Linked DNA regions of Homo sapiens: regions 1 and 3 are each linked to region 2. A link is a loop called in an ENCODE intact Hi-C map of the cell type or tissue named here. Cell type or tissue: B cell. All regions are shown on one strand. Region 1 overlaps NARS2 (asparaginyl-tRNA synthetase 2, mitochondrial). Region 2 holds the start of NARS2-AS1 (NARS2 antisense RNA 1). Region 3 overlaps NARS2 (asparaginyl-tRNA synthetase 2, mitochondrial).

Region 1 (8,000 bases), 69 kb before region 2:
TGAGGAAAATAAAGACCACCAAGGACTGGGCCTTGAGGAATTCCAACACCTGATGAATAGATAGAAATGGATAAATCTGTACAGGAGACTAAGAAAGAATAAATGCTGAGAAAGGAGAAAAACAGGGATAATGTGATGTCACAGAAGTCAAGGGAGTAGAGGGTTATAAGAATAAAAAAGTCATTAATAGTGCTGATTAGCACTGACCGGCCAAGTAAAATAAAGACTTAAAAGTCTGCTGGATTTAATAACATGAAGATCATTACTGATCCTAACAAGAGCTACTTCAACGGTGTGATAGGGGTGGAAACTACAAAGAAGTAGGAGTATAGAATGAGTGGGAGATGCTGTGCTGGTAAAAAAAAAAAAAAAAAAAAAAAAAAAAATTCAATACCCATCCTAAAGTTGTTCAGTTTTGTTTAGGAAAGCAAACTTTCATGCCTGTAATCCAAACACTTTAGGAGGCTGAGGCGGATGGACTGCCTGAGCTCAGTTTGAGACCAGCCTGGGCAACACTGTGAAATCCCGTACCCACTACAAAAAAAAAAAAAAAAAAAATTAGCCGGGTGTGGTGGCATGCGTCTGTAGTCCCAGCTACTCGGGAGGCTGAGGCAGGAGAATTGCTTGAACCCGGGAGACAGAGGGTGCAATGAGCCAAGATCGTGCCATTGCACTCCAGCCTGGAAGACAGAGCAAGATTCCGTCTTTTAAAAAAAAGAAAAGAAAGAAAGCAAAACTCATTAAGAGATTACAGAATATAGACACAATGCTATAGTTTCGCTAATTCGCAACAAAAATCCAAAAAAGGAAGGCTCAAAGTAGCTGGGTAACCCAGAAAAATCTTTATAGAGAAGAAAATTCTTAAGCAAAGTACTTAAGTACAAAATTGAGTGACTGAAAGATGCTTAATCTAGGGAAATTAAATGAGAAAAATACATGGTGTGTGTGTTGGAGGGGGAGCTGGAATTGGAATGGGCTGGAGTGATGAAAAAAAGCCAACAGATACAGTCTTCTGTTTTGTAATATAGGCTCAATACTAAATTATGTAGGACTAGATAATCTAGGTCCTAATGTCTCCTTTTTGCTGGCAACCTGGGGGCCAATTACACTAGAGGGTTGGTAGAAAAAAGAGAATATAAGAATCATACATCAATTATGTTGCTCACTAGTTTTGGATGATTTTGTGTGAAAGGTGAGGATGAGTAAAATAAATGGCTAAAAAGTAATTTTATATTATTTGTGATTTTTAGGCAGTTGGAAGAAGTGGAAAAAAACACAGACTTTATAAAACAGTCTGCAGTCTAGAAAAAAATACATATATTTTAAAAATACACTTTAAAGCTAAAGAGAATCAGGAGTGAATACTAACTACTTACTATCTACGTAGCTTTGGAAATGCAATCTATCTCTGCACTCCAGTTTTTCATTTATAAAATGGGGAAACAAGCTTCTAAGCAAAGTTGTTTCTGGATTTAGAGATGAGATGGTAGTGCTTGATTCCTAAGCATCTAGTAAACGGTGGCTAATACAGCTGTATTAATACAAAATGAAAAAACAGGAAATACAGTCAAACAGATAACCCTGTATACCTGACAGGGACATTCTGTTTACTAGTGGGCCCTAATCTACATTTTTGTATATTTATCCACAAATAAGTGAAAAGCATCAGACAGTAAAGTGTAGTTTTTGGGCCTATTTTGAAATCAATATAATCTGTCTCATAGACTTTTACAACTAATAATATTACATATATAACTATTCAATAAATATTTAGAAAAGTAAAATATATTCTTACTTTATATTATTGCCAACTTTAAAATTTAATTATTTGTTTTTCACATAGGGGGCTCCCTCTGTCGCCCAGGCTGGAGCACAGTGACACCATTATGGCTCACTGAAGCCTCGAGTTCCTAGGCTCCAGTAATTCTCTCACCTCAGCCTCTTGAGTAGATAGACTACAGGTGCACACCACTACACCTGGCTAATTTATTTTTTGTTGAGATAGGGTCTTCCTATGTTCAACAGGCTGGTCTTGAATTCCTGGTCTCAAGCAATTTTCCCACCTTGGACTACCAAAGTGCTAGGATTACAAACGTGAGCCACTATACCTGGCCATGTTATAGCTAATTTTGTAAAAACCAAAAGAATAAAAAAGGCAGGCCAGGTGCAGTGGCTCACGCCTGTAATCCAAGCACTTTGGGAGGCTGAGGAGGGCAGACTACCTGAGGTCAGGAGTTAAAGACCAGCCTGGCCAACATGGTGAAACCCTGTCTCTACTAAAAATACAAAAATCTGATGGGTGTGGCGGCACACGCCTATAATCCCAGCTACTTGGGAGGCTGAGGCAGGAAAATCACTTGAACCTGGGAGGCAGAGGTTGCAGTGAGCTGAGATCACGCCATTGCACCCCAGCCTGGGTGACAAGAGTGAAATTCTATCTCAAAAAAAAGACAACTATAGTTAAGGTCAAAAAAAAAAAAAAAAAAAAAAAACCACAGGACAAGAAACGGTAAAGGGATGAGAGAGACAAAACAGGCAGACAGAGAAGAGACGGTCAGACAAGAGCTGAGACAGGGAAAATCTGCCTAGACTGCCTGTATCCCTTCATAGCCCTCCCCTCACTATTTCTATTTGATAGTCCAAACCAAAGCAGTCTAAGCCTCCTCCTGCTCTGCCAAGCCAGCTTTTCCTTTGCCTGATTGTGCAGTGTCCGGAATTGGTGGGTTCTTGGTCTCACTGACTTCAACAATGAAGCCGCGGACCCTCACGGTGAGTGTTACAGTTCTTAAAGGCGGCGCGTCCGGAGTTTGTTCCTTCTGATGTTCGGATGTGTTTGGAGTTTCTTCCTTCTGGTGGGTTCGTGGTCTGGCTGGCTCAGGAGTGAAGCTGCAGACCTTCGCGGTGAGTGTTAACAGCTCTTTAGGCGGCGTGTCTGGAGTTCTTCATTCCTCCCGGTGGGCTCGTGGGCTCGCTGGCTTCAGGAGTGAAGCTGCAGATCTTCGCGGTGAGTGTTACAGCTCATAAAGGCAGTGTGGACCCAAAGAGTGAGCAGGAGCAAGATTTATTGCAAAGAGCGAAAGAACAAAACTTCCACAGTGTGGAAGGGGACCCGAGCGGGTTGCTACTGCTGGCTCGGGCAGCCTGCTTTTATTCTCTTATCTGGCCCCACCCACATCCTGCTGATTGGTAGAGCAGAGTGGTCTGTTTTGACAGGGCGCTGATTGGTACATTTACAGTCCCTGAGCTAGACACAAAGGTTCTCCACGTCCCCACCAGATTAGCTAGATACAGAGTGTCCACACAAAGGTTCTCCAAGTCCCCACCAGAGTAGCTAGACAGTGTCCACTGGTGCATTCACAACCCTGAGCTAGACACAGGGTGCTGATTGGTGTGTTTTCAAACCTTGAGCTAGATAGAGTGCTGATTGGTGTATTTACAATCCCTTAGCTAGACATAAAGGTTCTCCAAGTCCCCATCAGAGTAGCTAGAAACAGAGTGTCCACTGGTGCATTCACAAACCCTGAGCTAGACAGAGGGTGCTGTTTGGTGTGTTTACAAACCTTGAGCTAGATACAGAGTGCCGATTGGTGTATTTACAATCTCTTAGCTAGACATAAAGGTTCTCCACGTCCCCACCAGACTCAGGAGCCCAGCTGGCTTCACCCAGTGGATCCCACACTGGGGCTGCAGGTGGACCTGCCTGCCAGTCCCGCGCCATGCGCCTGCACTCCTCAGCCCTTGGGTGGTCAATGGGACTGGGCGCCGTGGAGCAGGGGGCGGCGCTCGTCAGGGAGGCTTCAGCGACACAGGAGCCCACGGAGGGGTGGGGAGGCTCAGGCATGGGGGGCTGCAGGTCCCGAGCCCTGCCCCACGGGAAGGCAGCTAAGGCCTGGCAGGAAATTGAGCACAGCTGCTGCTGGCCCAGGTGCTAAGCCCCTCACTGCCCGGAGCAGGTGGGGCCCGCCGAGCCCACACCCACCTGGAACTCGCACTGGCCCGCAAGCACCGCAGGCAGCCCTGGTTCCCGCCCATGCCTCTCCCTCCACACCACCCCACAAGCTGAGGGAGCCGGCTCCGGCCTTGGCCAGCCCAGAAAGGGGCTCCCACAGTGCAGTGGCAGGCTGAAGGGCTCCTCAAGTGCCGCCAAAGTGGGCGCCAAGGCCGAGGAGGCGCCGAGAGCGAGAGAGGGCTGTGAGGGCTACCAGCACGCTGTCACCTCTCAGTGCCACTGCTCTCATCTCTTGCCCAGTATGCCTTCCCTCCTAGGAGTCTCCTAACCAGTACTTCACCACAGACTAACAAGCTTGGTATAGCCATACAGTGTTCTAGGCCACTTCCTCTCAGTCATTACAAAACAAAACAAAACAAAATGAAACATAACAAAACGAAACAAAGAAAACCTAGATTTGCACCTGCTAAACTAAGAAGAAGACCTTGTGACAGAAATGAGGAAGTACGTTTATAGAACACTGGGATCTTCTTTGGGAAAAATTTTTAAGAGATGTCTTTGAAAAACATTATCATTTTAAGAGATAGAGTGATAGATGACATTTAAGAAAAGATCACAAAGGCTAAATGAAAAACCCAACCTAAGAGGACTAACCCCAATTTATTTAGTATCTCTTCTTACCGTGTGCTGAGGGCCATCTTCATTATCCCTCATGTAGAAAGGCTTGAGTGTTAATGGATAATTAATAACGAAGACAGGTATGTTGCCACAGTGCTTCACCAGGTACTTTTCATGTTCAGTCCGTAGGTCAGCACCCCACTGTAATGAGAAGAAAGAAATGACCAAAAGAGGAGACAGAGGTGAAATATACAATTAAGCAGCTGAAAATAACCTGCATCAATTCTAAGGGCTTCATCTTCCTGAGGCTCCATGTGTGGAGCTAGCTGCTAAGGTTACACAGCTGACTAAACAAGAGAGAGATATTTGTTAACAAGAACACCTACAGGCCTGGAAAGATGAAAGCTGAGGCCAGTAGATAGACACTATGCTTACTGTGTCCCCATTGCTCCCCCACCCCCACCCCCCAGGAGCAGACAATACAGCACCTGCAGGAAAACAAAGTCTACTTTACAAGGAGATAAAAAAAAAAACCTGACTTCAGAATCACAATTTTTAATAGTGCCTACAGCTTCTTCCACGTTATTGTTCCTAAGTCTCAGGAAATTAAATGATAGAAGATAATATTCCTAATATTGAGCCTATCTTTGGCTAAATGACTTCTCTTGGTGACTTTTGTTTTTTTTGAGACAGAGTCTGGCTGTGTCGCCCAGGCTAGAGTGCAGTGGTGCAATCTCGGCTCACTGCAACCTCTGTCTCCCGGGTTCAAGTGATTCTCCTGCCTCAGCCTCCCAAGTAACTGGGACTTCAGGTGCCCGCCACCATGCCCGGCTATTTTTTTTGTATTTTCAGTAGAGATGGGGTTTCACTACGTTGGCCAGGCTGGTCTTGAACTCCTGATTTCGTGATCTGCCCACCTTGGCCTCCCAAAGTGCTGGGATTACAGGTGTGAGCCACAGTGATGGCCGGTGACTTCTTTTTAAATAAAAAGAGTCAACTCATGTATGAGATGCTCTTTGATGAATATTTATTAACTCTGTTCAATATATTTATTAAGCAAATACTAATGTGCCTATTAAATTCCAGGTACCATATGATATACTGGATATAGTGGTAAGAAAAAGTTATAATCCCTGACTTCATGAAGCTTCCAGGGTTAGGAGAAAAAGAAATGAAAACTTACACAAAGAATTGATCATAAATATAACAAACAGAGGTTACTTTTGTAATACATAAAGATCTGACTTAATTGGGATTGAACCGGTACAAGGAATAGTTTAAACACAAAGGTTAACATTATCTTATTACTACCACTTGTTTGGCAGTATCTTAGTTACAGGAAAAAATAACTGGAATAGGAAAAGAGTTTTGCCTCCAACATTATACATATGTCCATTGACAGACCATGTGGTCTCTCTGGACCTATATCATTGCCAATAAAATAAAAAAGCTCTGGCCAGGCATGGTGGCTCATGCCTTTAATCCCAGCACCTTGGGAAGCCGAGGAGTGCTTGAGCACAGAAGCCCGAGACTAGCCTAGGCAACATAACCCTGTCTCTACAAAAAATAAAAAAATCAGCCAGACCTGGTGGCACGCACCTGTAGTCCCAGATAGTTGGGAGACTGAGTTGGGAGGAATGATGAGAGCCTGGGAGGTGGAATCTGCAGTGAGCCATGTTTGCACCACTGCACTCCAGCCTCGGCAACACAGAGAGATCTTGTCTTTCAAAAAATAAATAAATAAATAAATAAATAAATTAATTAATTAATTAAATACAATAAAAAATAAACAAAGGAGTTCCTTCACAGAAAGAGAGAGTTGTACAGTGGTTGTCAGGGGTCTGGGAATGGGGCAAATGAGGTGATATTTGTCAAAGTGTATACACTTTCAGTTATAAGATGAACAAGTTCTGGGGATCTAATGTACAGTGTGGGTAATGACAGATGTGTTAACTAATTTGATTATGATAATCTGTTACACAATGTATACATGTATCAAATCATCATGTCGTATACCCTGAATATATACAATCTTCTTTTGTTGTTGTTCTTCGAGACAAGGTCTTTCTCTGTCACCTAGGCTGGAGGGCTGTAGTCGATCATGGCTCACTGCAATTTTAAACTCCTGGGCTCAAGCAATCCTACCTTGGCCTCTTAAAGTGTTGGGATTACAGGTGTGAACTACCACACCCGGCCTATACAATCTTTGTTTATCAAGTAAGTATTGAAAAAAAAAAAAAAAAAAGAATTCTTGGCTGGGTACTGAGGCATGCTCCTCTAGTCCCAGTTACTTGGCAGGCTGAAGTGGCGGATCCCTTGAGCCTAGGAGTTCAAGATGAGCTCAGGCATCATAACGAGACCTCCATCTCTTAAATATAAAGTTCTTTAAAAGCAAAACAAACAAAAAAACCCCAGTATTTTCCAGAGTGGCTCATAAACTAAAAGGCTCCGTAAAGTTCAACTGAAAAACAAACCTGCTTCTGCAAGCACTAAATCTGAAAAAAAAAAAAAAAAAAGAAAAAAAAGAAAAAGAAAAACACACCTGTTTAGTTATGTTGCCTAAACTTATTTGATAATATAACTTCTTTTGTTGGTCATCTTTTTTTTTTTTTTTGAGATGGAGTCTCGCTGTTGCCGAGGCTGGAATGCAGTGGTGATCTCTGCTCACTGCAGACTCTGCCCCCCGGGTTCATGCCATTCTCCTGCCTCAGCCTCCTGAGTAGCTGGGACTACAGGCGCCCGCCACCTCACCCAGCTAATTTTTTGTATTTTTAGTAGAGACGGGGTTTCACCATGTTAGCCAGGATGGTCTCGATCTCCTGACCTTGTGATCCACCCGCCTCAGCCTCCCAAAGTACTGGGATTACAGGTGTGAGCCACCGCACCCAGCCTGGTCATCTTTTAATGTCATTCAGAATATATTTTGGAAAACACAGAACTAGTTGACTTTTACAGTAATATTCTTTTTTTAAAAATTCACTTTTTTTTTTTTTTTTTTGGGTAGAGACAGGGTCTCACTGTATTGCCCAGGCTGGTCTTGAACTTTGGGGCTCAAGCAATCTGCCTGCCTTGGCCTCCCAAAGTGCTGGAATTATAGGCGTGAGCCCCAACACCTGGTCTCTACAGTAATAGTCTATGATTATCTTTCTTTTTTAGAATTTTCATCTTCCTAAACGTGGGAGACTCCTTTATAACCCTTTAGTCACTGCTATTCCAAATGATAAAATTTATTTTTATTCTTAATTAATTCCGTTTTAAGTATCTCAACAAGATTCAGCAAACATCAAAATCTTAAGTCTGTGTACAAATGAGCAAATGCCATATTTTGCTAATAAGAGAATTAAGATGATTTTGAAAGATTCTTAACACAGTAAGCTAAAGACAAGAAGGAAGCATTTTCACACACACATATATACATACACACAAAATACTA
Region 2 (8,000 bases):
TCCCAAAGTGCTGGGATTTATAGGCATGAGTCCCTGAGCCCAGCTTCTTGTATTTTAAACTGTGCACTTATTTGAAAATGTTTTAGTGTAAAGGTGTAGTCACTGTAAAAGCAATATAGCCAATTTAAAATATGTAATGGAGAATGTAAGACTCTTTTAACAGGCTTAGTACCAAATATTAAATTATGGCAACACAGGAAATAAAGTTATTTAATTTCATTGGTTGTTCTAAAAATACTGCATATCATGTATCGGTATCTGTGGATAAATAAAAAATGTACTGTAAAAATTATCAGTTGAATCTTTTATTTTTATAATAACTGCCTTTTTTTTTCAAACTTACTTTGATACTAGTCAGAGATCGATGAATGCCTTTTTTATGAAAAAGTCCATCTTTAAATCTCATTATCAATGAAAGGGTATTGCTTCCAAAGATATTTAGTACTCAAGACTAAATACTTGATCTGATATATGTTAAGATTTTAAAATAAAAGATCTGTTCTCTGATATTTCTTCATTATTTACTAAAGAATTGCTTTCCGAAATGAGGTCCAACAAATTTATAAGACTACCATACTTTCTCCTTTCCTTCACCACTTTAGTCTATAATTTGTACTAATTTAACTTCACTTCAGATGGTTTCTCTCATTTCTTGTATTTATATAAAAAAAAAGTCTGGTCTTAATAATAAGATTTATTTATTTATTTTTGAGACAGAGTCTCACACTGTCGCCCAGGCTGAAGTGCAGTGGCGCGATCTTGACTCACTGCAACCTCCACCTCCCAGGTTCAAGTGATTCTCCTGCCTCAGCCTGCCAGTAGCTGGGATTACAGGCATTGGCCAACATGCCCAGCTAATTTTTGTATTTTTAGTAGAGATGGGGTTTCACCATGTTGGCCAGGATGGTCTCCTGACCTCAAGTGATCTGCCGGCCTCAGCCTCCCAAAGTGCTGAGATTACAGGCATGAGCCACCGTGCCCGGCCTATGACTAGATTTTAGATTTTCATTTATCAGCACTTGTACAGAATGATTTCTGATTTTTCTTACATTTCTTTAATTCAACTTATTTAAAACATACCACTACTTCATTATGCTTTCCAATGTCATGTTAGCGTTTACGTAACAAACTGATACTACCTTACTATAAATTACTTTTCTTTTATATTACAATTAAAGTATTATACTGATTTTTTAAACTTCCCTTTGTATTATCACCTATATATTTTATCTCAGAATATTAAAGAGGGTATATAAAATATTGGTTGTAAAAAGTAATTACAAAAAGTGATATCAGCAAATATGGCAGGATAGGTAGCTCCAAAGGACTGTCCTGCCACAGAAAAATAAAAGAAAAAAAATGAACAAAACTGTCAGAATCAATTGTGGGAACTCTCGAAGAGAGTTAAAGGTTTATAGCAATCAAGCAAATGCTGAGCCAAAAAAAAGGCAAATTAAAAATGGTAGACTCCACCCAACAGCAGCAGAATATACGTTTTTTTCAAGTGCACAGGGACCATTCTCCAGAGTAGACCATATAATAGGCCATAAAACAGTCTCAATAAATCTTAAAAAACTAAAATCACACAAGGTATCTTCTTTGATAACTATGGAACGAAACTAGAAATGTACAATAAGGGGTTGCGGTTACTAGGGAAAAAAGTTTGGTGGTTCCTTAAAAAGTTAAAATTGAGTTACTAAATGGCACAGTAATTCCATTCCTAGGTACATACCAAAAAGAATTAAAATGAGGTACATAAACAAACACTTGCACACAACTGTTCAAAATAGCACCATTCACAACAGCCAAAAGGTAAAACCACCTAAATATCCATCAATGGAAAAATGAATAAACAAAATATGATATATACATAGAATGGAATATCATTCAGCCATAAGGAATGTATATACCTATATATTAAAATTAAATGTTTTAGCATGTACTTATGTATGTTAAAACATAGATGAACAATGAAAACATGCTAAGTGAAAGAAGACAGACTTAAAAGGCTATGTATGATTACATTTATATGAAACATACAGAATAGGTAAATCCATAGAGACAGATGGATGAGAGTCATGGTTTGTGTAGAGGGGAAAATGGGATGTAACTACTAAATGGGCACAGGGTTTTCTTCTGGGGTGGTAAAAATGTTTGGAACTTAACAGAGGTGGCAGTTGTAAAATACTATGAATGTACTAAATGCCACTGAAATGTACCTTTTAAAATGCTTAATTTTATGACATAAATTTCACCTCAATTCTTGAAAGTAATTATTGAATCTTAGTAGCTTCAAAAACTACCAACCTAGGATTGCAAATTTAAGATTTAGGATTGTAATCTTAAATTTGTAATCTTACGTACTTATGGTAGTGATAAAGAAACAATACAATATATGAATTAAACACCCAACTTTGTGACTTTATCAGTGGGGAAGGATTTCTTTAACAAAAGCTCCAAATTGCCAACGATAAAAGGAAAAACTGATGAATTTATATATGTTAAAATTAAGAATTTCTATTTAATAAAGGAAGATATAGGCAAAGTTAACAGACAAATGACAGATTATGAATGAAATATTTGCAACATCTAAAACCGCCAAGTGATTAATGGACAGAATATATAAGGAACTCCTGCCAAGAAAACAAAAAAAGAGAAAATAATCTGCTCCCCAAATGAGAAAGAAGATATACAGAAATGAAGACTCAAATGGCTAATGTGAAAATAATTTAAATGAAAGCTGCTGAAACTTTAAATTACTCTGAGCCTTGAATAAAATGTGATTGATTGTAAGACCTAGCTCATACGGGCAAGTCACTACAACTTTTGTTTCTTCCTATTACAGATTAACCTTCTTTCTTATTTTTCTTGCCCTGTAAAACGTTGTGAAAGATTAAATGGTGCCCCTTACCTCTTAGTTACTAATTCTTTGTTATAGATTAACATCCTTCCTTTTTCATGTACCCAGCTCAGACCAGATGGCGAAAGGCCCCATGACTACCAAATTGATAGGGATGCAATTTTAAATATATCTTTCCTGAAAAAGAATAAGCTGTAACCAATCAAACTGCTGTAACTCATAAATCAGCATTGTATTAAAAATGTGGTAATACTTGTAAACTTCTTTGCTTCTACTTATATAAGTGAAGCCTCAGCTTCTCCACTTCTCAGCAATGACCCAACTACTCTGGAGTCTTGTTTTTTCTGGGTGGCCAGTCTCAAATTTTGCACTTGAACAAACTCTTTTAAAATTGGATTCTGGGCCTCTTGATTATTTCAGGGTGACATTTTGGTGAACCAGATGGGACCCAAATTAGGCCTTCATTGACTCCTGCTGTTTTGCCAACAGCTGGAGCCCCAGCACCAGCATGGACCGTTGCATCCAACTGACCTCGCTGAAGACTGCAGAAGCCCTTGGTCAGACTACTCTCAAGGTTGAATCTCCCTGGCTTGACTGAGATTCAGACTTTATGGAACCTGATTCAACAACTGATGAGACTGGAATTGAAGCACTACTTTAAGGTAGGCGTTTAGTTTGTTATTCTCTTATTCCATTATTTGTGTATATTTGTGATTTTTTCACTTTTCTCTGAGATTAAAAAGTCTTGCTTGTCTTATTCACTACAGTTTGTAACCTTTTCTCTCATTTGAAATTTTATCATGGAGAAAGCAGTTTCTCTTTGAAAAGAGGAAGTGAATGTCTACAGCTTAGGCAAATTTTCTTAAACTGGCCAGATCTAAAGCTCCATTCAATTTGGCACATTTAAAATTTCCTTTTGAGTGACCAAAGTTTATAAAAGACTTTATGAGCACAAGAAAAGTCCCAAAGACAAGGGGAACTGTACCTCCTGGCTGAAAGGCACCTTAGGCAACCAAGGAGTCTCCCAGGAGTGTCAGAGCATATCACTCATAACATGTAACAGTCCCACAGGATTTGGACAAATACATACTGACATGTATCCACCACTACAGTATCATACAGAATAGTTTCACTGCCCTAAAAATATGTGCTCCACCTAGTTATCCCTCCCTTTCCCCTAACCCCTGGAAACCATGATCTTTTTACTTTCTCCATAGTTTTGTCTTTTCCAGAATGTCACACAGTTTAAATCATACAATATGTAGCCTTTTCAGATTGGTCTCTTTGACTTAGTAATTTGCATTTAAAGTTTCTCCAGGTATTTTCATAGCTTGATAGCTCATTTTTTTTCAGTGCTGAATAATATTTTACTGTCTGGATGTAACAGATACAGTTTATTTCTCCATTTACCTAATAAAAGGCATCTTGGTTGCTTCCAAGTTTTGGCAATTATGAATAAAGCTGCTTTGTAAACATCCATGTGCACGTTTTTGTGTGGATATAAGTTTTCCACTCCTTTGGGTAAATACCAAGGAGCAGAACTGCTGGTTCTTATGGTTGGAGTATATCTAGTTTTGCAAGAAACTGCCAAACTATACTGCAAAGTGGCTGTTAAATCTGCTGCTCCACATCCTTGTCAGCATTTGGTGTTGTCAGTGTTATGGATGTTGGCCGCTCAATAGGTACATAGTGGTACTGACTGGCTTTTTAGTGTGCTTTGTGCATCATTTTCTACGGATCACATGGTTCATACACTACTACCTTCAGCCATTACACTGAGTAGCAGTTATTTTTTTTAGGAATCTATGAGCCAGAATTTCTTGGAATGTTGGTACACCTAAAAAGTAAGAAACATGGGGAATGTTCTGTAAGTTCCTTTAGGCTGCTGACTGACTGATAATGAGTGAATAAATCAGAACTTTGTCAGTGTAACCTCCTCCAGATACATTCACAAATTCTCAAACCTCTTAAGATCAAAGATTCATACTAAATACCTTTTGTTTCACAGTGTTATCTCATCAAATTAAGAAATATTGGGGCTCCTAAGGGACACGGTCTCTCTTATTACTGGATCCTGCATCTAGCCTATTACCTGGGAATAGCAGTTACTCAGTAAATATTTCTTCAATTGAAAAACGAATTGAAGTAGGACCTGGAAATATGGGAGATACCTAAATCTGAGCGAGGACACAAATTTCTCAATGGAAAGAGCATGGAAAAAAACCTCCATTTGTGTTAATCCTTGGGAATTAAGGAATAATGTAATCCAAGGAATACAGCAATAAAAGAAATGTTTGAATAACCAAACGTTAAAACATAGTATAAAGCCTCTAAATTAATACAGTATATTAGTGGTACACAAGTAAACCTGTGGGATATAACTGAAAGCCTAAACACAGACTTTCACATATAAAAGTATTATATCAAATCAGTGAGGCAAAGCTGAACTTTTTAATAAGTAGAACCAGTTAACTGGGTAGCCATATAACTGTATCAACCAGAAATAAACTGCAGAATTTTTTTGTACATTGTGGCAGATAGTGTGATGTGAATATATGGGTGTTTTCCCCCGCCAAGGAATCTCTGCATAGTAATGCTGTGGTAATTTCTGTTGTTTCCAGCACCTAAGTCGTCACTTCCGATTCTTGAAACAATGGTACATAAATTCATCTACTTTGATCCCATCTTCAATATATTTCTTTCAAATCCTTGAGAGAAATGGTACAATATAAAAGAATATAAAAAACATTTTTTAAAGTACTGCACATTGAGATAAAATCTCAAAATCAGAATTCTTATTCATTATAAAAAATATTTCTGAACATAAACCAGCAAAAATACTTTATCTCATTGTCTCACACTTCTTATTTATTTTTGTCATTATTGTGTTTTGATATTGCAACAAAGATTTTAATTTTTCCTTTATTTTTAATTATTTTGTTTGCTTTTAAGATACAGCAGAAATATAACATTCAGAGATCCAGAAAGCTCTTTTTTTTTTTTGTGAGACAGAGTTTCACTCTTATTGCCGAGGCTGGAGTGCAATGGCACGATCTCAGCTCACCACAACCTCTGCCCCGCCAGGTTCAAGTGAGCCTCCCAAGTAGCTGGGATTACAGGCATGCACCACCACGCCTTGCTAATTTTGTATTTTTAGTAGAGACGGGGTTTCTCCATGTTGGTCAGGCTGGTCTCAAACTCCTGACCTCAGGTGATCCACCCACCTCAGCCTCTCAAAGTGCTGGGATTACAGGTGTGAGCCACCGAGCCCAGCAAGTTCATTTTTAACTTGGTTATTTTGCATCTCAGAACTCATTTTCCCTTAAAGAAATACATACAATAACTATATTCACAGAGCAGCCACAGTACTCTATATGATGAATAATACAGATAAAATATAGTCATGTACTACATACTGACATTTTGTTCAACAATGGACTGTAGATATGACGCATCCATAAGATTATAATAGAGCTGAAAAATTCCTATTTCCTAGTGATGTCACAGAGCATGGCATTACTCACGTATTTGTGGTGATGCTGTTGTAAACAAACCTACTGCACTTCCAGTCATATAATGATAATAAACAACTATGTTACTGATTTACATATTTATTATACTATACTTTTTATCATTACTTTAGAGTGTACTCCTACTTATTAAAAAAAGAAGTTAACTGTAAAACAAGCTCAGGCAAGTCTTTCAGGAGGTATTCTAGAAGAAGGCATTGCCATCATAGGAGATGACAGCTCCATGTGTGTTACTGCCCCTGAAGACCTTTCAGTAGGACAAGATACAGAGGTGGAAGACAGCGATTCCACCTCTGTATTAATGATGCTGCCCCCGTATAGGCCTAGGCTAATGTATTTTTGTGTCTTAGTTTTTAACAAAAATGTATAAACAGTAAAAAAGAAATCTCTAATAGAAAAAAGCTTATAGAATAATGAAAGAAAATATTTTTGTACTCATACAACGTGTTTTAAGTATTATGAAAGAGTAAAAATATTTTAAAAAATTAAGTTTATAAAGTAAAAAAGTTAGAGTACGCTAAGATAATCTAGTATTAATAATTAATCTATTACTGAAGACATTTTAAAAAATAAATTTAGTGTAGCTTAAGTACATAGGTTTGCAAAGTTTGCAGTAATGTCCTAGGCCTTCCTACTCACTTATAATTCACTTACTGACTCATCCAGAGCAGCTTCCAGTCTTGCAATGTCCATTCATGGTAAGTGCCCTATACAGGTGTACCATTAAAAGAAAAAAACCTTTTATACTGTATTTTTATCGTACAATTTCTATGTTATGTATGTTTAGATATACAAATACTTGCCATTTTATTACAGTTGCCTAGGGTATTCAGTACAGCAACATACTGAATAGGTTTGTACCTAAAGAACAAGAGACTAGACCATACAGCCTAGGTGTGTGGTAGGCTATACCATCTCGGTTTGCGTAAGTACACTCTATGATGGTTGCACAATGATGAAATCACCTAAGGGTGCATTTCTCAGAAAGTATCTCCATCGTTAAGCGACACATGACCATATATGGATGGAGAGATGCAGAGAGAGTGTGTGTGTGTGTTAAGTCACGATACAAAAAAATGTGCATGTGGATACAAATGAATGAATGAGTGCCTGGATTCATTTCTATCAATCTCGGCAAATGTGACCAAGAGGGAGATAAAGTCCTCAGACAGAGTACAGATAGTACCAGGAAGCTGAAGAGGTGGCTTGTATTCATGTAGGGTACAACTTGATCTTTACTCTAGCTTCTTTATTGCTAAGATGAGACTCAGAAACAGGATTTTAACAGTTTGAAAATGTGTCTAGAAGTTTCAGAATTAGATGATAAAACCAGTAATTTGAGGGGCCAGGTATAGTGGCTCACAACTATAATCCCAGCACTTTGGGAGGCCAAGGTGGGAGAACTGCTCGAGTCCAGCAGTTTGAGACCAGCCCTGGGCAACATAGTGAGAGGTCCATGTCTAAAAATGCAATTTAAAAATTAGCTGTGCATGGAGGCACGTGCCTGTAGTTCCAGCTACTGAGGAGGCTGAGGAAGGATTGCTTGAGCACAGAAGTTCAAGGCGGCAGCAAGCCGTGATTGCACCACTGCACTGCAGCCTTGGCAACAG
Region 3 (8,000 bases), 95 kb before region 2:
CAAAGACTAAAACAAGAGTTTTAAAAAAGTTTTTGTAGCATTTCAGTTTTAAACATATGCATGTGTGTGTGTGCACACGCACACGCACACACAAACACACATGTAATTATTTTATCAACTCTGAAGAAAATGATGTTGAGCTCCTACACAGTAAGCAGCCTGTCTAAAGTGCTAGAATTGTCAGGTTCTAAACTCCCCAATCAATGCTCTTCTCACTCTCATAGACCACAGTACTTTTTTTTTTTTTTTTTTTTTTTCTGAGATGGAGTCTCCCTCTGTCTCCCAGGCTGGAGGGCAGTGGCCCGTTCTTTGCTTACCGTAACCTCGGCTCCCGGGTTCAAGTGATTCTCCTGCCTCAGCCTCCCAAGTAGCTGGGATTATAGGCGCCTGCCACCACGCCTGGCTAATTTTTGTATTTTTAGTAGAGATGGGGTTTCACCATGTTGTCCAGACTGGTCTGGAACTACTGACCTCAAGTGATCCGCCCGCCTCACCCTCCCAAAGTGCTGGAATTACAGGCGTGAGCCACCATGCCCAGCTGACCACACTACTTTTAACTCTAGAATTACCCATCCTTTAGGCTCAGCCAAACTCCCATCCTCATCTTGGATTGAAAATACCTTTCTTCCAAATTTTACTGGGAAAGGACCAAATGAAATTAAAAAATATATAACTTTTTTTCCATAGGTGTCTATTAAAAAAATCTATTTTATTAGACAAATTATAAACATCAAATATAAACAAATTATAACAACAGTGATTAAAGAGTTGAAATACTTAATGTAATATCTCAACAGCTTTGAAAATTGAAAAGCAACAGTTATTAAACATGATTTTTTCATCCAGTTCAATGAAAGGAGATTTCAATTCAGAATAGCTACTTCTTTAAATCAATTAAGACCTTAAGGAATATTTTTTTCTGCAATGTTTAATGAAGTACTGAAAATGAGATAAGGATTTATCACAAAGTATATGGCAAGGGAGAAAAGATGCAACATTATTTTATTTCGAGCTACTAGATGGTTCTCACAAATTACACAGGGAGTGATTTAATGATTATAGACAACGTAAAATACATTATCTCATTCTGTTTTAGAGTTTAAAAGAAACTTTGAGACTAATTCAATTTCTTCATTTCTTAATTGAGGTAATGGATTTGAGAGTCCCCTTGCTATAAGTACCTCTTCTTGCGGGAGCTCATCCTTACGTGAAATACCCTCAACTTTCTAAGAAAATCACAACCACTTATATTTTTTCTATGATATCTTATGGCACAACAATTACATATTGAAATCTGCATTTCTAAAATCCAAACATGCATTCTGCTGTATGCACAATCATGTGCAGTGTCTCTGCCATGGGGGGTGCTTTTCCTTAACCAATCTTCCAGCTATAAAAGGCATGAATGAGGAAACCTTGGGAAAGGGATAACATCTTTGATATTGTCAACACCCAAGATGCACTGCAGGTAGCGTTCAAATCCCATCCCAAAACCTCCATGTGGCACAGATCCAAATCGACGAAGGTCCAGATACCTGTTTTTCAAAAATAGAAAATCATCATCTATATATAGTATAAGACCAGATGTTATGATTAGAATTTAATGTTTCAAACGTATTTTGCAATCATTTGTTATTGTTTACCTCACTGTGATAGACCAGTCTTTCCCCTCCACAGACAGACAATGGAAAGGAAGAAGCTGAATAATCTATCCAAGGTTACCCAGAGAAACAGCAGTGGATCCTGTCATACAGTCATGGGCTTTGGTCCCTTTTCCTTTTTAAGCTATTATATTTATGCATTTATGACAGAAAACTTGCCTCAGGAGGCTACAGAAAATTTTCTATAGATTTACTAATTTTCTTGAAAATATACGCCTCTTTTATTTCTTGGTAGGTTAATCACAATGTTTTCTTTTCCTTCCCAAAATCATATTGTTCAATACACAGAGGAGAGTGCAGAGTTTTGCCTGTTACATTATGAAAAGATATCCTATAGATTAGATTATAAGCTACAACAGGGCAGGAACTGTGCTTCATTCAACTTTTTATCACCAGGGAGCTCTAGAGTAGGTGTTAATTACATGAAGTTTTGTTTGAAGGCACAAAAATATATGCTTGAATGCTGGAGTGAGGAGAAACCTTTAATTCTCTGCCTTAGGCCTAGTGAAGATGCCCAGAGTCATTTAGCTGACATGCTAGACAGCCTCTGAAACCCATCCACGCACATTCTTTTCCCACTAAAGACCACATGGCAAGACAATGGCACAGACATGACTGAAACTCAGATTCTAACACACCAGCACTGGAAAAAGTTTTAGGAAGAAAAGAGGAAAAGGGCAACTATAAATATTTTATTATGTCATTTTGTGGGGAAATTCTTGAGTTATATAATATTGATTAAAACAAGTTTATCGGCCGGGTGTGGTGGCTCATGCCTGTAATTCCAGCACTTTGGGAGGCCGAGGTGGGCGGATCACTAGCTCAGGAGTTCAAGGCCAGCACTGCCAAAGTGGTGATACCCCGTCTCTACTAAAAATAGGAAAATTAGCCAGGCGTAGTGGCGCCCGTCTGTAATCCCAGCTACTCAGGAGGCTGAGGCAGAGGAGTCGCTTGAACCTGGGAAGTGGAGGTTGCAGTGAGCAGAGATGGAGCCACTGCACTCCAGCCTGGGTGACAGAGTGAGATTCTGTATCAAAAAAAAAAAAAAGAAAGAAAAAAAAAAAAAGACAAAAACCAAGCAAGTTTATATTTTCTTGAATGATTTGTAAAATCAGTTCTATAATAAGACGTAAGCAACATAACTTGTAGCCACTTGGTTCCTCAGTCATAAAGACTGTCCATCAACCTATTTCCCCACCATTAATAATAATGGCTACATATACTGGTATTGCAAGGAGTTAAGTCTAAGCACTTATCTTTTTAAAGGAAAAGATTAACTCCAAACAGATGAGTTGTAATCAGGTAAGAGACCAACATTACAGGGATATCTAGTATAAAACTTCAGATTAGTAATAACTATAAGAAATAATGGGAGGCACATTCAGTTATTCAGTCTTGAATAACTGAAATGTTTAGTTGCTAAATTAACTTTAAAGTTTACGAGGCAGCGGGAAAGAGTACACTTTGACTCAGTGATGAAATGAACAGCACACCAAACTACCTGTCACAGATGCCTACAGGACCTGACCTGGCTGCTACAAAGTCCAGCAATAGTTTTAGATGGGTCTAAATTTCTCATACATTGATATTGAAACACTGGCATGAATATCTGCAAACTGTCAGCAGAGGGGTTCAGTCTGTAGCATTTTTCTTGCCTTTGCTTTGATAGATGAAAAAATCCATTTCTAAGAAAAAAATTTTCTAATGTATATGTATTTGTTTGATTGTTGTTAAATTGGTTCCAGGGTAGCGAGATTATGGAAGAGATGCTACGAAATTTGTGGAACTAGTTACAGATTTAATTTGCATATGGGGTACAGAAATAGGAAGTGAGTAAATTCTTAGCCATCTGGGGTGGCTTCTCACCGTATGGTGGAACACTAGCAGACATCACAGATATGAAGATGTCTAAGGTCTCTTTTACCTTTAATATACTAATATAGAAGGAAGCAAATTCAAGGAGATCTTAAGGATCTGAAAACTTTAGTTGGGAAAAGAATGATTAATAAAGACTTTCAAGGCCTAAACTTATTTAACCAATTTTTTTTTTTTTGAGATGGAGTCTCACTCTATTGCCCAGGCTGGGGTGCAGTCTGTATTTAGCTTTTTTTTTTGAGATGGACTTTTGCTCTTGCTGCCCAGGCTGGAATGCAATGGCGTGATCTTGGCTCACTGAAACATCCATCTCCCAGGTTCAAGCGATTCTCCTGCCTCAGCCTCCGGAGTAGCTGGGAATACAGGCACCTGTCACCACGCTGGGCTAATGTTTGTTATTTTTGGTAGAGATGGGGTTTTACCATGTTGGTCAGGCTGGTCTCGAACTCCTGACCTCAAGTGATCCACCTGCCTTGGCCTCCCAAAGTGCTGGGATTACAGCCGTGAGCCACCGCACCCACGGTGGCTTTGGCTTTTTTTTAAGGCTAGTGGTTTAGCTTTTTTTAAGGCTAGTTTTTACAAACTATAAAATACATAAGCTTGCTCAATCATCAGGCTTATCTACCTAATAGCAAGACTCAGAACAAAGAAAAGAAAGGGGGTAGGAAACTAGCATTTACTAAGCTTCCACTCTATGTAGATACTTAACCTGTATTGTTTCATTTCATCCGCACAATAACTCTGTGAAGGAGATAGTATCATTCCATTTTATAGCCAAAAAAACAAGACTCGGAGAGATTAAATATGCCTAAGGTCATTACTGGTTAATATAAGGCATTCAAAGGCCATCACCTGAAGCCAATTTTAGATTTTTTTGCATCTCTGAAACCTATCTCCTTCCATACCAAAAGGCGAGGGTGTAGGTAACTTGCCCCTTCCTCTTCCTGAGCACAGCACAAGGATTAATAATATTGTTGGTATTATTATACCAAGATCCTGAAGGAGTGCTAATATAGAAATATAAATAAAAAATGTATATATATTGAAAAGTACTTGAAGAAAAAGTCTGCATAAGGAAAACCAAAACAACTTTGAGGAAGTGAATGTATAAGTACAGACACGTGGTCCTCCCTAAGCAGCTTGGATTTCTATAGTTCGTGGGGGCATTAGGGATCACTTAGCTCAAGCCCCTAATTTCACACATAAAGAAATTGCAGCATAATGCTTAAGAGCAAAGGATTTTTTTAAATTAATTAATTTATTTTTTGAGACGGAGTCTCGCTCTGTCACCAGGCTGGAGCGCAGTGGCACGATCTTGGCTCATTGTAACCTCCGCCTCCCAGGTTCAAGCAATTCTCCTGCCTCAGCCTCCCAAATAGCTAGGATTACAGGCACACGCCACCATGCCCAGCTAGTATTTGTATTTTTAGTAGAGACAGGGTTTCACCATGTTGGCCAGGCTCATCTGGAACTCCTGACCTCAAGTGATCCACCCACCCAGGCCTCCCAAAGTGCTGGGATTACAGGCGTGAGCCACCATGCCCGGCCGAGCCAAGCATTTTGATTCAGAGAGATCAAGCCCCATCTCTATCCCTCAAACTGTGTGACCTTGGCTAAGTTAGTTAACATCTCTGGGCCTCATGCCTAGGGAGTAATAAGAAGGGTCAGGATAATAGTACCTAATTCACAGGGTGGTAGGATGATTACATGACATAATATAATTTTTTTTTTTTTGAGACGAAGTCTCGCTCTTGTCCCCCAAGCTGGAGTGCAATGGCGTGATCTCAGCTCACTGCAACCTCTGCCTCCCAGGTTCAAGCGATTCTCCTGCCTCAGCCTCCCAAGTAGGTGGGATTACAGGTGCCTGCCACCATACCCGGCTAATTTTTTTATTTTTAGTAGAGATGGGGTTTCACCATGCTGGCCAGGCTGGTCTCCAACTCCTGACCTCAGGTGATCCACCTGCCTTGGCCTCCCAAAGTGCTGGGATTACAGGCGTGAGCCACTGCGCCCAGCCAATATACATAAAATTTTTAACATAATTATCTGGCACACAATAAGCAGTAAGTAAATGAGAGCTATTATTACTATTTTTCAAGAACCCAAAGGAAGTAAGTAATCTTCTGAGCCCCCAACCCCTTCCCTGACCTAAGAACAGTTAAGTTCATTGTTTTTAACACTCTTTCATGGGGTCTTGGGGATACAAGTAAAAACGCTTCTAGGCAACAGTCAGACAAGCAGCTAGAGTAAGAATTATTAGGGGCCACATTCTTACCATTGGTAGACTTCTGTAAGTCCCGATCTGTTTAAAGGAAAATAAAATTCTTTCAGGGAACGGCAATAAGATAAATATTAACCACTAGACATTTATTCTGGGTGTGTGCAAAGAACTCTTTATGAAGAAGTAGACGACAAAGCCTCTGCTCTCAAGTAATACTCAATATAGTTGAGGAGCTGAAACCATACAGTAACTTAACCAATAGCACAAGGTGTTATCAAATAAATGGTTTACACAATAAATGTTATAGAAAGAAAATATGATCCAGAGTCCAAAGGAAGGGATTCACCTGAGATGAGTTTATTATCCTGTGACATAAGAAAAGCACTATTATTAGGCAGGGTGCAGCGGCTCCTGCCTGTAATCCCAGCACTTTGGGAGGCCAAGGTGGGTGGATCACTTGAGATCAGGATTCCAGACAAGCCTGGCCAACATGGTGAAACCCCATCTCTACTAAAAATACAAAAATTAGCTGGGTGTGGTGGTGTGTGCCTGTAGTCCCAGCTACTCGGGAAGCTGAGGTAGAAGGATTGCTTGAACCTAGGAGGCAGAAGTTGCAGTGAACCAAGATCATGCCACTGCACGCCAGTCTGGACAACAGAGTGAGACTCCATCTCAAAAAAAAAAAAAGAAAAGAAAAGCACTATTATTACTAGTTAAGGTTGTTGGGAGGCACACACAGACAAGGGACACAGAGATATAACTTTCATTCTTCAACATTAAAACAATAATATAGATTCTGAGGCTGCCTTCATAATATGGTTGCACATTGATTCTTGTTTGAGAACTATTAATAAAATTTTAAATTCTTAGTGGTAATTGAAATTCAACTCAGCCCTTTAAAAAATGTGTTTTGGACCACAGTGCATCTAATGTGACCAGGAATATGAAAAATTCAAATATACAAAAATACAGAAAACATGAAGAGCAGCCATAGACAGATCCCTGAAATAGGGAATCATATATATCCACTTCATTACGAAAGACAGATGTGGCTATTATCAGGTATTAGGTAAACATTTAATGTTACGAGGAAAGGTTTCCTGGAGGAAGGAAGCAAGCAAAGAAAACAGACCAATTAATCTTTCAACAGATGAGGTTTCTTGCCATGTGTGATTTTTATTGTGCTTTTTAAAAAACATAGAGAATACTCAGATTTTTTCAACTAGAGTCTGACCTTCAATTCCACAACTTTCTCAGGACTTTTTTAATGCTGTAATAGTAGTAAGGAGTTAGTCGTCTAACGAATACAGTCTTCCTCAAACCTATTTATCCATCCCCTTTCTTTTGGATCCTAACCCAGTAGAGCAGTTCAGATGAGTGGGATAACAAAACTAAGTTACCCAGGAGATTTACATATAGGTTGAGACCTTGAAAAAGCATCAACTTTTAAAGCATTTCCCCATTAGGAAAAGAAGGCCTCACAAATGGCTAACAGAATATTTTTAAACAATTATGGCTTTTCCAGATTACTATGAAACCCAGTACTATCTGGAGAGAATGAAGCATACAGACATGGTAAAGTCTTTCTTTTTTTTTTTTTAAGTCTGGCAGTACTTTTACTAAAGTAGGAATCATGGAAAACAGGTATGGTTAGTTTAGGAAGTCATTATGGCATATAAATGTATATGTAGGAGTGGCGGTTCAATTGAAACATGATTCCTTACTTCCCATCTCCAAAACATTCTCTATGTGTTTACAGATTTGTTTCCCAGTTCTCAAACAGCAAGTTAGAATAAAGTTATTCAAATAGCTAAATCAAGACCCTTACATAGAAGAGAATCTGAGGAAGTGAAATGTGCTTATTCTAAATGCTATCTGACTAGTTTTCTTTCCCCAACTTCATCCTTTCCCTGGCTCAGAGTTTGTCTTTATGTCCTTATAGAAGTCTGCCAATCATAATTGAGAGTAAATAAAGAACACAGATAAGATAAAAATGTAGGACAAGCTGGCCAGGTGCGGTGGCTCATGCCTGTAATCCCAGCACTCTGGGAGGCTGAGGCGGGCAGATCACGAGGTCAGGAGATCAAGACCATCCCGGCTAACACGGTGAAACTCTGTCTCTACTAAAAAATACAAAAAATTAGCCGGGCGTGGTGGCGGGCGCCTGTAGTCCCAGCTACTTGGGAGGCTGAGGCAGGAGAATGGCGTGAACCCCGGGAGGCAGAGCTTGCAGTGAGCCAAGA

The links. Hi-C counts contacts between places; a loop is a spot of excess contacts. Peaks named below come from ENCODE experiments on the same cell type or tissue, not always from the same donor. Only the 100,000 strongest peaks of a DNase experiment are listed, where the experiment ranks them.
Region 1: a loop joins it to region 2, with 4 times the contacts of the local background. A loop is called at or near these places in 4 of 110 quality-filtered maps.
Region 3: it touches region 2 in a loop (2.0-fold over the local background); 2 of 110 quality-filtered maps call a loop at or near these places.

Annotation. Positions count from the first base shown.
Region 1 is chr11:78,461,246-78,469,245 of GRCh38, forward strand. It overlaps NARS2 (asparaginyl-tRNA synthetase 2, mitochondrial), which reads right to left. Exons shown (of 14, transcript NM_024678.6): 11 at 4,631-4,768. Among named protein-coding and RNA genes, the nearest start is that of LINC02728, 35 kb to the left of the region's middle. RefSeq lists enhancers at 4,225-4,274, 4,445-4,684, 4,795-4,854 and a silencer at 6,081-6,248. In B cell, no CTCF peak of the experiment used is centred here; a DNase peak (open chromatin) is centred at 4,266; H3K4me3 peaks cover 598 bases; H3K27ac peaks cover 2,647 bases.
Region 2 is chr11:78,529,782-78,537,781 of GRCh38, forward strand. All of the region lies in intron 5 of NARS2 (asparaginyl-tRNA synthetase 2, mitochondrial), which reads right to left. NARS2-AS1 (NARS2 antisense RNA 1) reads left to right here and starts at 3,395. Exons shown (of 4, transcript NR_120566.1): 1 at 3,395-3,522. In B cell, no CTCF peak of the experiment used is centred here; DNase peaks (open chromatin) are centred at 3,760 and 5,460; H3K4me3 peaks cover 1,055 bases; H3K27ac peaks cover 3,397 bases.
Region 3 is chr11:78,435,280-78,443,279 of GRCh38, forward strand. NARS2 (asparaginyl-tRNA synthetase 2, mitochondrial) reads right to left here. Exons shown (of 14, transcript NM_024678.6): 13 at 5,812-5,838; 14 at 689-1,535. The coding sequence ends at 1,391. Among named protein-coding and RNA genes, the nearest start is that of LINC02728, 9.4 kb to the left of the region's middle. In B cell, no CTCF peak of the experiment used is centred here; a DNase peak (open chromatin) is centred at 3,492; H3K27ac peaks cover 1,181 bases.